2 separate regions of the Homo sapiens genome follow, and region 1 is linked to region 2. The links are chromatin contacts, found by Hi-C or POLR2A ChIA-PET in ENCODE. All regions are on one chromosome and are shown on one strand. The core of a region is the stretch at or near the end of the contact, and the rest is flanking DNA. Distances in the headings are between cores, read along the strand shown. Region 1 overlaps PIP5K1B (phosphatidylinositol-4-phosphate 5-kinase type 1 beta). Region 2 overlaps PIP5K1B (phosphatidylinositol-4-phosphate 5-kinase type 1 beta).

Region 1 (6,081 bases), core at 2,813-5,312, 160 kb after region 2:
ACAGTCACTTAAAAAGTGGAATTTTTGGCCGGGCCCAGTGGCTCACACCTGTAATCCCAGCACTCTGGGAGGCCGAGGTGGGTCGATTGCCTGAGCTCAGGAGTTCGAGATCAGTCTGGGCAACATGGTGAAACCCCATCTCAACTAAAATACAAAAAATTAGCCAGGCGTGGCGGCATGCACCTGTAGTCCCAGCTACTCGGGAGGCTGAGGCAGGAGAATCGCTTGAACCCGGGAGGCAGAGGTTGCAGTGAGCCAAGATTGTGCCACTGCACTCCAGCCTGGGCGATAGAGTGAGACTCCATCTCAAAAAAATAAAAATAAAAGAGAAATACCACTTGTCTTGGCACTTACTCAACACCGATTTGGGTCAAGATTTAATTTTTTCATGTGGGTCCCTCTTTTTTCTCCCAAATAAGTTGTAAGGTCAGGGGAGGCAGAGACAAGTTCTTACACTTCTTTTGCATCCTCCTTTTTTCTTCTCACTTTTTTACACCAACAGGGAGGTCAGAGGTTGTAAACTGGCCACTGCCTACGGGACAGATAGGGCCTGCAGGCAAACTGTTTTGCCCAGAGTGTATTTTTAAAAACATTTGAATTAGTTGCTGTTATTTAAAAATGGCAGATTTCATATCAAAATCTTCATCTCTCTTTTCTTGAAAAACATCAGAGTATCTGGCAACCCTGGGCGAGCATTCATTCATAGCTCTGTTGGCTAGAGCTGACTGCCTGCTGCCCCTTTTAAGGAAGGCGTGGGTTCTGTTTACCATGGTCCCCTCGTTTTCTCACTCCCTTCTTTGCTGCCTGGCCCCAGTAGGCTTCTGCATTTACAACTCTTGCGGAAAGCACTCAATAAATTAACTGATAATGGAAATACTCCACTCTGTAAATATAGCCAGGCAGCCTTTAATGCCTGTCTTAATGGGCAACTTGTTTGTTTTATGCAGCTAAAATCAAACTTCTTATTTTAGCCATTAGCTGAAGACATTATTAACCTCACGGACCAATGTTAGCTGTTCTTCCCGGGCTTGCCAAGAACTGAGAATGGATTCAGGAAATGGTCAACTGCAAGACAAAAGGCAGCCAGCCTCAATAATCACATGCAAATAGCTGAGACGCAAAGTGTAAAGTTGTCCCATGAACACTGAGTGTTCCCTAATAACACGTGGAAATCATAGCACTCATGACGCTGAATGTTACTGGCAGCTGCCCAGTAAATCTGGGGCTCCATACAGAAAGCCTAAACCTGCTGCTTAATTCTAACAACATTGGTTTCTTCCCTTTTGAACTCCTCATTATAGACTACTGTGTTCTAAAACTGTTTTCATGTCTTGCCTCTCCCACTCCACTGTGAGCTACTTATAAACTCCTGTGGTATATTTCTCACTCCTAGCATAAAGGACCAGGGGCCTTAACCTGGGATCCATGGACTGGCTTCAGTCAATGCAAAAACACAATGGGTCATCAAAGCTTCTTAGTAAATCTGTGCATACCTTATGATCAGGGCTTCAGGACTGGGAAAGAAATTTAAGGTATTTGTAAAGGGAATAAGATGTATGGTGGCCTTGACAACACTTGTGTAGTCTGTTTGCTATCATTTACAATTTTTTTGTCATTTGCATTTGCAAAGCACTGCTTTTATGCTTTCATTAAGGTCATGGGTGAACATGGTAAGCTACCCAGGGCCAACTCATGCATCATGCTGGTGGAAACCGAGTGAACAGGGAGCAAAATTGCCAGTTTTCGAGACCATCAGTCCAACCAGATACAAACACAATAAACATAATATTTAACCCATACTTATCCACCTTGTCTGAAAGGAGACTAGCGAATCTTTTAGACACCTTTAAATCAAGACTCATTAAATTTGAACATACTCTTTATGAGTAATTTAATGACTCTCTCAAAATAGGAAATGCAGTTAGTTTGAAATAAACTACATCTTTATGAATTTCTCCAGGTTTGTAAAAGATATGTTTCTTCTCTAAATATGTATAAACCATATGTTTAATAATAATGCTCAAATTATACTGGGGAATAATGTCTCACTTATAATCTGGTTTCCAGAATGTACTCTTCCTCATTTTTGAAAATAAGAATAATATTTGCTTATGTCCTGTTTTCTGACAATTTTCCCATTCTGAAATTCATTTAAAGCTCACATTCAGAGGTTTTCCTATTCTAGCTTTAAGTTCTTTCATCTGGGAAATGGTTTATCTGGACCTGGAGATAAACACATTTGCAATAGCTAACTCCTAAGTCCACCATGAACACCTTCTCTAGTTTGAAGATCAGAGAACTAAACCGAATAATTCAGCTGAGCTTTTACCTGCCAGTAAAACAACACTCTCTCTAAGCGATTCCTTCTTCTTGCTATTCATATCAATACCATATTTATTAAGGGCTGAAGTTCTAAGTGCTGTGCTGGTCTTCTTGGTGCTTTTTAAGAGAGGCTACGTACATCTCCTTCCATTGCTTATACTTTTTAAAACCAGAAATCATTAATAAGATCCTGATATTATTACACATAAAAAATTGTTCATTAAAAAAAATTTCTGGTCCCCTTAGGTTTTCTGTGTCTTTCCTTATTTCTCCTACCATAGAATTTGATTTTTAGTTTTTACAACCTAAAAAACATTGCTGAGTTAAATATCCTACTGGAGACATTAATCATAGAATTACCTATACTAATTATTGAAAACCTGCTTGACTAAATAAATTCTTGGGCAGGGTACACTTAGCAAACTCTGAGATGTCATGGTCACATTTTTTCTATAACTTTTGCAGCGACAAAGGATCTCCTGTGAGTCAGAATTTGGTCAAGAATTTCAGTGCATCTTGATGCTGATTGAGAATACCACCTGAAACTGATCTGAAGTAATAACAGGCTAGCAACGTAATCATCTCTGTGTTGGTCCATGCTTGAATGAATGTACACGGAATCTTGGGTAAACGAGACAGGATTTGGTTTTTCACTTGTGTCTAAAAATAAATAATAGTGTATTGTTGCCTCTGGCCCAATGTACAAATTTTATAAAATATACTGCGGCACTTCTGAGCTCTTGAATCTTTACCCAACTCTTTTCCAACCACACCATCACTTTGAATGACAACCTCCCAGTTTGTATTTCAAGGTTTGGCTGAGTGGAAAAATCAGATAAAGAAGATATGCCAGGAAAAAGGGCACATTCTCCCATATGAAAATGGAATAGAAAATACATCATGCTAGTTCCATGACCTGAATATGTGGTCAGAGCCCATAGCTCATGTACTTTATGACTAAACGTCTTGCAGGCTGTCCATCAAAGTATAAAAGGAAAAATTAAGAAATAATAAACCTTCAATACACAAACCTCCTACTCTTAAGAGGGCAAAATAGCAAGAACTTTGAAAAGCTAAAATGTATAGTCAATTTATAATCAGGAGTAGAGGTGCTTGGGAACATATTTTACCCAGTAACGTGTTTGAACATTAGCTTGGTAGCTGGGAGTCGAGAATTTATCAAAGACTGGTAAGTTAAGATACATTAGGAAGTCTGGAAAAAGACTTTTTGTGAAATGGGCTGAAGACATAAAATCTGAGCGGCTTAGAAAAGGTGGGGAAGAGGAGCATCTCACATTTTAAAAGTTTTAAAATACAAAGGTAGGAAATGTTTTAAATGTTGGTGGAAAGTAGTGAGTCCATTAAAGGATTCATATATTATACACAGAACACTGCATGCCCTCAGGAGCCTTCTTCTTAGGAATAAGAAGGGTCTTCAAACAACTCTCTTCACTCAATATTCTATATTATGGTGAATTGACCCCCAAAGATTCCCATGCTCTAATCCTTGGGACCTGTGAATATGTCACCTTCTAAGGCAAAAATGAATTCAAGTTGCAGAGGAAATTAACGTTGCTAATCAGCTGACCTTTTAGATAAAGAATATTAATTTTTATTAATATTTTCCCATATTTCTGTGAGCCTAGGAGGGCTCAATGCAATCACACAGGCCCTTTAAAGTGTCAGAGTGATACAGCCTGGGAAAGACGCCACCGGCCATTGCTGGCTTTGAAGATGGCAGGGAGCCATGACACAGGGCACGCAGGGAGCCTCTAGAAGCCGGAAAAGACAAGGAAGTGGACTCTCCCCTGGAGTGTCCAGGAAGGAATACAGCTCTGCAAACACATGGATCTCAGCCCAGGGAGACCCATGTCAGGCTTCTGACTCACTGAACTATAAGATAATGCATGTATGTTGTCTAAGCCACTAAATTTGCAGTAATTAGTTATAGCAGCAACTGGAAACTAAGATAGTAACTTACAACTGCTTGGGAGAAGGAAAGGCCTTTGATAATATTCACGTGCCAAACAGCAAAACGGTGTTCCTCTTTAGAAAATAAAATGCACACTCACCTTTTTATAGGTTTTTTCTTCATTTTGTTTTCCAGGTGCTGCCTCTCCATTTTCAGCAGCAGAAGACATCTACAAGAGAAACACACTGCCCTTTGAACTTCAATGTTACTCTGAAATACAATATATTAATAATATTGCTAACCAAAGGATCTATTTTAGTTAAGTATGTTTTTGTTATTGCTATTGCTGTTGTTCCTAAGGAAGACAGAAACATTTCAGAATACTAAAAAAGAAATCTGCATTCCTTAATCTTTCAAAAATAAATCTAAAACATTTTCGTAATATATTTTATCCCATATGCTCTAAGAAAGCATGTACATGTGTATAAGTTTCTTTCTACAAAGCTTTTTTTTTTTAGAGATGGGGTTTCACTCTATCACCCAGGCTGGAATTGGAATGCAGTGGTGTGATCATGGCTCACTGCAGCCTCAAACTCTTCAGTTCAAGCAGTCCTCCCATCTCAGCCTCTCGAGTAACTGAGATTATAGGCATGTGCCACCGTGCCCAGGCTACATAGCCTTTTAAAAAACTTTTCTTCTGGTTATGCATGCTCACTGTAAAATTATCTGGGAAGTACCAAAAAATATGAGTCAGAACAAAAAAATTACTCAATTCTACTACCCTTGGGCAACTCCTCTATTCACATTTTGTCATATTTATTTCTACCTTTTATTATGTGTATTTTCATATGAAAAAACTTACAATACTATCTTACCCAGTATTTTTCACTGAACATTTATGTAATAAACATTTTCCCATTTGATTACAAAAATATCTTTGTAAGAATAATTTTTTTCTAGTTGCAAGATATACCACTGTGTGGACACCACTGTGTGTTAATACTTTAGTCAATGCTAATATTGAAGGATAGTTGAGGCAGCTCAAAGAGTTTTGCTCCTGCAAATAGTACAATAATTATTTTATGCTTATATCTTTATCTAACTTCAATGTTTTCTTGGACTCAATTCTTGGAACTGCTAGGGCATACTAGGGTATTAAAAAATTTAAAGCTTTTACTACATATTGGTAAATTTATTTCCAGAAGAGTATACTCATTCACACTGCTATCAGCAGTGAGTGGGGGCTTGTTTCATTACACATTTAGTAATGACTGTTATCATCTTAAACAGCTTTGCTAATCTGACAGGTAAAAGAAATCATCTCCTGGTTTTAATTTGCATCTGTGAAAATTACTGGTGAAGGTTAACATTGTTTTCACATCAGTTTTAGTTCTTTGTATTTCTTCGAGTCTTCCATTGTTTCGTCCATTTATCTATGGAGGTCTTAATGTTTCTGATATTGATTTTTACCTATTATGGTTATTCATACTAGTGGTTTGCTTATTTTTATGTTTTAAGGTCATTAATTGCTTGCCAAGTGCATTATTAATATTCTTCTGTGTTAGTATCTGCCTTTTTGTTTGTTTTTGAGACAGGGTCTCACTTTATCACTCAGGCTGGAGTACAGTGGTGCCATCACAGCTCACTGCAGCCTCGACCTCCCAGGCTCAGACAATCCTCCCACCTCAGCCTCCCAAGTAGCTGGGACTAATTTTTTGTAATTATTTTGTTAGAGACAGGGTTTTGCCATGCTGCCCAGGCTGGTCTCGAACTCCTAAGCTCAAGCAATCCTCCTGCCTTGGCCTCCCAAAGTGCTGGGATTATAGGCATGAGGCACTGTGCCCAGC
Region 2 (6,786 bases), core at 3,780-6,279:
GCCCAGAGGTTACACACTGCTGTCCCACAAACCCAGTCTGGCTGGAAGAACTGTTTTGAAGAAGAGATCTGTTGGCCAGGTGTGGTGGCTCATGCCTGTAATCCCAGCACTTTGGGAGGCCGAGGCAGGTGGATCGCCTGAGGTCAGGAGTTCAAGACCATCCTGGCCAACATGGCAAAATCCTGTCTCTACTAAAAATACAAAAATTAGCCAGGCGTGGTGGTGGGAGCCTGTAATCCCAGTTACTTGGGAGGCTGAGGCAGGAGAATTGCTTGAATCCGGAAGACGGAGGTGGCAGTGAGCCGAGATCGCACCATTGCACTCCAGCCTGGGCGACAGAGTGAGACTCTGTCTCAAAAAAAAAAAAAAAGAAGAAGAGATTTTAGTTTGAATTATTGCCAAATTGAGGAAAAGGAAATTCCCACAAAAACCCAGTTTCTTTTGAGACATGAGAAGAGTGGCCAACTGTAAGCCTACATTTCTGAGTAGCAGTGAGATTGCAGCTGCCTTCCTTAGACCGAGCATGTCCTCTGCATTGCTGCAGGGTCCCCACCTCACTCGAGCATCCCACCCAGCCTGTTACACTCATACACGCAATCCCTCCCCATGTGTCTGCCCAACATCTCTACTTCCAGGATGAGGCCCAGGGAGGTGCAGCGGCTTGCCTGGGTTACATGGTCCCTAAACAGAGTTAGGATCTGAACTCTTTTCCAATTAACTACCCTTTTTTACAGTCATTGCTGCTAACATTTTAGAAATTTGTCATTGCAGAAACAAAAGTAGTGTACGCAAATGTGCCTAGGAGCTTGAAAATAATTACAGAATACCCACAAAAACAAATATGGTATATGATGTTTGGTGTTAGCTGTGGAGATCTTTGTTCTTTTGGGAAGAGTAACAATGAACAGAAAGTTTTGAGGAAAAGTAAGCAAAATATGCTTTCTAAAACAACATATTTAAAACAATGGATATTAAGATTGAACAATGAAAATAATGCTACTTAAGCTTCCAACAATTTAATATTTAAACCAAATTATACATATAAAAGAATTTGGGAGAATATACAGCCCTAAATGAATAATCAGGCATTTATACAGTAAAGTACCATTAAATGTATTCTGAATAATCTGAAATTATTATTGTCTTGGTATTGAGTGTAAGCTACATAACCAATTAATTAATCTTTCTATTTGTTATCCTCATTATGCAGGATCTACCAAGTGAGACCACAGCACAGAATGGCATGTTACTTGCCTAAAAATCTTAGATTAGATACTACCTAGCACCCAAAAAAGGATGAGAATACATTTTCAGGAAACAGGCACCTGAGCTGAGAAAGCATTAACAGGCAGAGCATAAGCTTTGGAATCAGATGAATCTGACTTTCAATTCTGGCTCTTGGACTTAGTTGTATGTGATACTGGGTAAGTTTCTTAACCCTTCTGAGTAAGAGCTCCAGTTTCCCATATGTAAAATGAGAATAATAATACAGAACGAGTAGGGTTGTTGGAGTGATTTGTGGTAATGAATGTAGGATGCAAATATTTAGTTATTTAATTTGTATTTTTTAGAGACAGGGTATTGCTCTGTCATCCAGGCTGGAGTGCAGTGTTGCAATCTTGGCTTGCTGCAGCCTTGGACTCCTGAGCTCAAATGATCCTCCTGCCTCAGCCCCCAAGTAGCTGGGACTAAAGGCATGTGCCACCATGCCTGGTGTTTCTTTTTAAAATTTTTTTGGTAGAGATGAGGTCTCCCTATATTGCCAAGGCTGGTGTCAAACTCCTGGGCTCAAGTTATCATCCCAAAGGCCAAGAGTTTAAGAGTCTGGCTGCCTGCCGATGTGCTGCACCATTAAGTTTTGCCACAGTTCTCTCGATTCAGACTGTCTGAGGGCTAATTGCACACAATTTGCAACAAGCCACACAGGCCTGTAATGCACTGCCATTACAGGCATGAGCTACTACTGCTCCCAGCTGCAAATAGTTATTGAGTATCCATGTATGCACACTGCACCTAGAATGGATTCTAGCACCTAGAATACAGAGATCAAATTTTAAAAGTCTGTGCCTGATGGAACTTACATAGTATTAAAGAAGACAGACAATGAGATAAGTATTTAAAATATGTATTATGTTGGTCAAAAGTGCTAAGGAGAAAAAAAAAACACACACACAGAAAAAAGATAGGAAGTGAGTAGCAGAAGCCAACTCCAAACAGCAAACTCTCCTTGCTCTGCCATCATAGGATCTCAGGCATGAGCCACATCCTCCACAGGACACTTATCAAGCCCTCCCAAGTGTCCCTGGGTGGGGACAGACACCTCTGATCAACAGTTCTCTCTAAAGATCACATTCTAACTGCCACTCTTTTCTTGGCCTCAATAACCTCTTTTAAAGGCTGGAGGTGGGTAGTCAGCTGAGGGCTGTAGAGCTGATTTTCTGCCATTCAAAAACCAGTTTTGACCTTTGCAAGTGCTATAGTCTCACATTTACTTTTGTTTTGGGCCTCAGCCAAAACAGATACTAAAAATATTTCAGTTTAACACTGTCACATTATTTTTAGCAAAGAGAGATTAGTAAAGGTTATATGCACTACTGAAGAGAAAGGTGTAACTTTCCTAATCAAGAAATGTTTCACATAGGACATAAAGTCTTACCTAGGCTCAAGAACCTATAAACTGTATGCAGGAGTATGTATGTGCATGTCCATTGTGGCTTAAAAAATAATGAAATGTAATTATCAAAAGAGTAAGGAGATAACGCAAGAATAAGTCATCTAATTCAAATAAATGCATCCATAGTCTACAGCAAAGTCTTCTCTTGAAGATGCCCCAAGCAGTAAAGGTAATATAATTTTTTTTTTTTTGAGATGGAGTCTCGCTGTCACCCAGGCTTGAGTGCAGTGGTGCAATCTTGGCTCACTGCAACCTCCACCTCCCGGGCTTAAGCGATTCTCCTGCTTCAGCCTCTCAAGTAGCTGGGACTACAGGTGCGCACCACCATGCCCAACTACTTTTTTTTTTGTATTTTTAGTAGAGATGGGGTTTCACCATGTTGGCCAGGCTGGTCTTGAACTCCTGGCCTTGGGCGATCCACCCACCTCAGCCTCCCAGAGTGCTGGGATTACAGGCGTGAGCCACCGTGCCTGGCCAGTAATATACATTTAAAAAAAGGATTTTCATTTAAATGTCTATGCCATTGATCAATTTAATATTCATTGCTCCTCAGTTCTGACTTTGGGAAGTATTCTTGCTTTTGTCCTGATATTTTTACTGCATTGTTGATTTCCTGGGCACAAGCCTATTTAGAATCAATTTCTAATTTATCTGGCTGAGAGTTTCCTAGGTTCTGTTTTAGGGGTCACTTAGAAGCAAGGATACCTCTCTTAGGAGGAATATCCTGAAAATCTAGTGGTCAGGTCAGAGTGCCCACCATTTCTCAGACTTGTGGCTTGGGAAGATCCAGTTACAGCAGCAAATTTACGTGACTGGGTTTAGGAGTCTGGCTGCCTGCCTAGGTTCTGCACCATCAAGTTTTGCCACAATTCTCTCGATTCAGGCTGTCTGAGGGCTAATTGCATGTAATTTGCAACAAGCCACACAGGAAACTGTTAATCTACTCAGCTATGTTCTTCCCTTGTAAAAACACAGAAACTGCCAGTACTCTTCCCGGGCTCTGTGCTCTGCTCTCCGAACAAGTCATAAACTTCTCACAGGTGAGAGCAGTACAGGAGGAGCGATTTTTCTTCCTGGCTGTCTCTCTAGGAGAAAACGTTAATGGCACCCTGATGCCACACAGGCCTCTGTCATTTACAGAAAAAAAAAAAAAGATTCTTTTGGTTATCAGCAACATTAGTTTGGCTTCATTGGAGAGCATTAGCCTGGCTGGACTGCTGAAAACAGTCATTGATAATTTTATAGCCTGGAACACTCTGATTTCTGTTTGCAGACCTAATGAGTGTTTTATAGCTAATTCTCATGAGAGCATTTGTTGAGGGAACATATGGTACTATCCACAGTTTTTGTCTTTTAAAAGTCATTCTCTCACTGCCTCAATTTGTTTTAATCGAAGTAATAAACATCATAATAAAGCACACAACACAGATGACTTCTGATGAAAAGCAACAACCTCCTGCCCTCCCCACCCCCACCCTCCGCCATTCCCTAGGGGCAGCAGCCCTTTTTGGGATTTCTCTTTTAATATTTTCTGGCGATTCCCTTCATGTCTTTTGATGAATCAGGGGTTAAAAGATTCTTAACCTAAGGTAGCATCCATTGATTCACTATGAGGGACATTTACCCTCTTCTACCCTGTGTCTTCTTCCAACATTTGCTATTTATATTTTATTTTGTAACTGTAAATAACATACCTAGTGAGCTTTTTTATTCCATCAACCACACACCGTATCCTTTAACTCCCCACATTATTTCATCTTTGTCCCTGCTTTCCCCTCTCACTTTATATTAGACACACTTAAAAAACACCGAACAACTTTTATCTCTACTTTGTCAGGGCTGTTCATATTTATATCCTATCTTGCAGCTATAACAAAATTGCTCCCTCTTTGTCCACAGATTGGCTCTAAAATTAGAAAATTGACACATAGAGTTTATAGTATTGTGACTATATAAATATTGTATACTGCCTGGCCAACAGTGAGTTAGGGTTATATTTCCCTCTCTGGGTTCAGAGTCATAATTGCTGGGTCATGCAAAGAAAAATGTTTCCCAAATCAAAGTTAAATGGAGTCTTTTTTTTGCCCCCTAAGTTTGCTTAAATTCATGCCACATTTTAGGCTGCTTCATGTTAGGAGGTTTTTGCCCTTCAGAAACTGTCATGTGGGGAAGAAACCTCAGAGAATATCCAGGCGAAGGGCAGAGGCCTTGATACAAGCTCTGCGTCTCTGATTACTGGTTACAATGCTGGGCAAGTTATGACACTGAGCTCCTGGTTCCTCATCTGTGGGTGGGAAAGATGCCCAGCCCATCTCACAAGGCCAGCAAGAGGATCAGTTTGGATAGTACAAGAGAAAGAAAGGCCAAGAGAGGGTAAAGCTCTTTGGGATAAGCAAACAGGAGTATCAACAGGACTCTTACCTCTGAGACTCTGCCTGTTTTCATGGGGCTTTGATGAGGTCTGCTTGCATAGACAGATTTATCGTAAGACCTTGGAAAGAATTCCTTTTCTGCTCTTAGTTTAGCTACCAGAACATTAACTGATAACAAATGTAGACAGGAAAGCTCTACCTGCAGAGAACACCCACAAATACAGCCTGGTCTCACTTAATGGCTGCAAAGACTTGTTTAGTACCAGAGCCACACTCTGCTTAAGGGCAAGCCCATTCCAGCGTGACCCAGGCGCTTCTGAAGTGATGGTCAAACCAACACCTTGTGCCCCACTGGGAAAAAGCTCACCTTTGGTTGGGGCAGGGAGTGGGTGAGGATACTACAGGGTGTGGAAATTCTCAAGCACTAGCACTAGCGCTCCTGCTGCAGCCTGGACAGTATCAGCGTGTGGCACATCTCATGCTCCTGCCAGGACAGAGCGGCTCCTTCATGCTCAGCCCTTGGCTGAGTGTGTGGACACATCTACAAAACCCCCCAACACGGACCCAGGGAAGTAGAAAAGCTTTGACCACAGTCACTGCACCCAGAATGCTTAGCCGCCTGCCACCATACAGGAGGCTTTCAGAGATCTGCTTGTTTCTGCCTTTCTCACTTTCAGCCCTGAGCATGGCTGCTGCTCTTCCCCACTCTCCCACTTTTGCTATTTTTAGACAAGGAGACTGCCTGTTTCTAATGAAGGCAGCAGAGCAGCAGGCTCTCTCCTGGTATCAACCGATGGCTCCCCTCCCCGCAGTGAGCACCAGAAGCAGGAAGCCTGCTGCAGGCACAGCTCAGACAGCAGCACTTAGAACCCATAGGCAGGAAGAGACTCAAACAGTGTGTTTCCAGGTTTATTCATTGTGAGGACAGAAGCCACAATGGCTCAGAGAACTGGCAGTGACTGAGCTCCTGCCATGAGCAGCCTCAGAGGTGAGAAGAGGGCCTCCTCTCCCTTTGAGGGGAGTGACTCTGTGTGTGATAGGATATAAATATAAAAAGGGTTCCTCCTTTTTAAAGAGGAACCCTCATCCAAGTTCAGGGACCTTTTTCACCGTATATCGCTATGAGATTTGTTTTTCTTTCCAATATCATACCCCAACATGTACACACACAAGCACAGGTGTAAAGCTAGCAGGCATCGTTGACTGTGATGTTTATACTGTGATGACTGTATTACACATGTTATTTCATTTACTCATTAAAAAGAACCCTGTTAGGTGAGGTCTCTGGCTATTTATTTTGTACATTTGAGTATTAAGACTATCTTGTCTCACCTCTGGTGGCATTTGGATTTGAACGTAGGTCTGACTGGAGTAACCTGTCCTACACATATTGCCTTGAGCCATCCAATCACTGCAGAAAATTAGCCCTTTCCTGTGTTTCTAAGTTATCCCCAGCAACCATGGTTCAATTATAAAAGAGAAAAAGAGATACAGAGATCCATTTCCCAATGACAAATCTATTTCTATATACAAGTCTTGATTATTTGATTTCATCAAAGGAACAAGGAATAGTTGTTAAAGCACAACAACAGAAACCTTCGACACCCCTACTCATATCATATACAGAAATTAATTTGAGATGGATCACCGACAAAATGTGAAAGTTAAACGTAGAAAGCTTCCAGGAAAAAACGAAGGAGAAAAGCCCTTCGGGTCACGTCTAAGAAGGGGCAGAAGGGA

Evidence for each region. Hi-C counts contacts between places; a loop is a spot of excess contacts on that map. ChIA-PET counts read pairs that join two places held with the same protein, here RNA polymerase II (POLR2A).
Region 1: a map of heart right ventricle shows a loop between it and region 2 (2.0-fold over the local background). The contact joins two enhancer-like sites. A Hi-C loop is called at or near these places in 1 of 168 maps with a recorded cell type or tissue (heart right ventricle). POLR2A ChIA-PET finds 5 or more read pairs at or near these places in 3 of 52 experiments (H1, OCI-LY7 and common myeloid progenitor, CD34-positive).

The regions. Positions count from the first base shown.
Region 1 is chr9:68,820,997-68,827,077 of GRCh38, reverse strand. PIP5K1B (phosphatidylinositol-4-phosphate 5-kinase type 1 beta) reads right to left here. Exons shown (of 16, transcript NM_003558.4): 4 at 4,395-4,463. The coding sequence starts at 4,463. Among named protein-coding and RNA genes, the nearest start is that of PABIR1, 44 kb to the right of the region's middle. RefSeq lists an enhancer at 1,062-1,563. Within about 2 kb of position 4,062, at least 7 of the 41 ENCODE cell types and tissues checked have a DNase peak (open chromatin) inside an H3K27ac peak, as active enhancers do; they include heart right ventricle, where a contact is called at or near this core.
Region 2 is chr9:68,978,839-68,985,624 of GRCh38, reverse strand. The region is part of intron 14 of PIP5K1B (phosphatidylinositol-4-phosphate 5-kinase type 1 beta); the gene reads right to left. Among named protein-coding and RNA genes, the nearest start is that of PRKACG, 32 kb to the left of the region's middle. Within about 2 kb of position 5,029, at least 7 of the 41 ENCODE cell types and tissues checked have a DNase peak (open chromatin) inside an H3K27ac peak, as active enhancers do; they include heart right ventricle, where a contact is called at or near this core.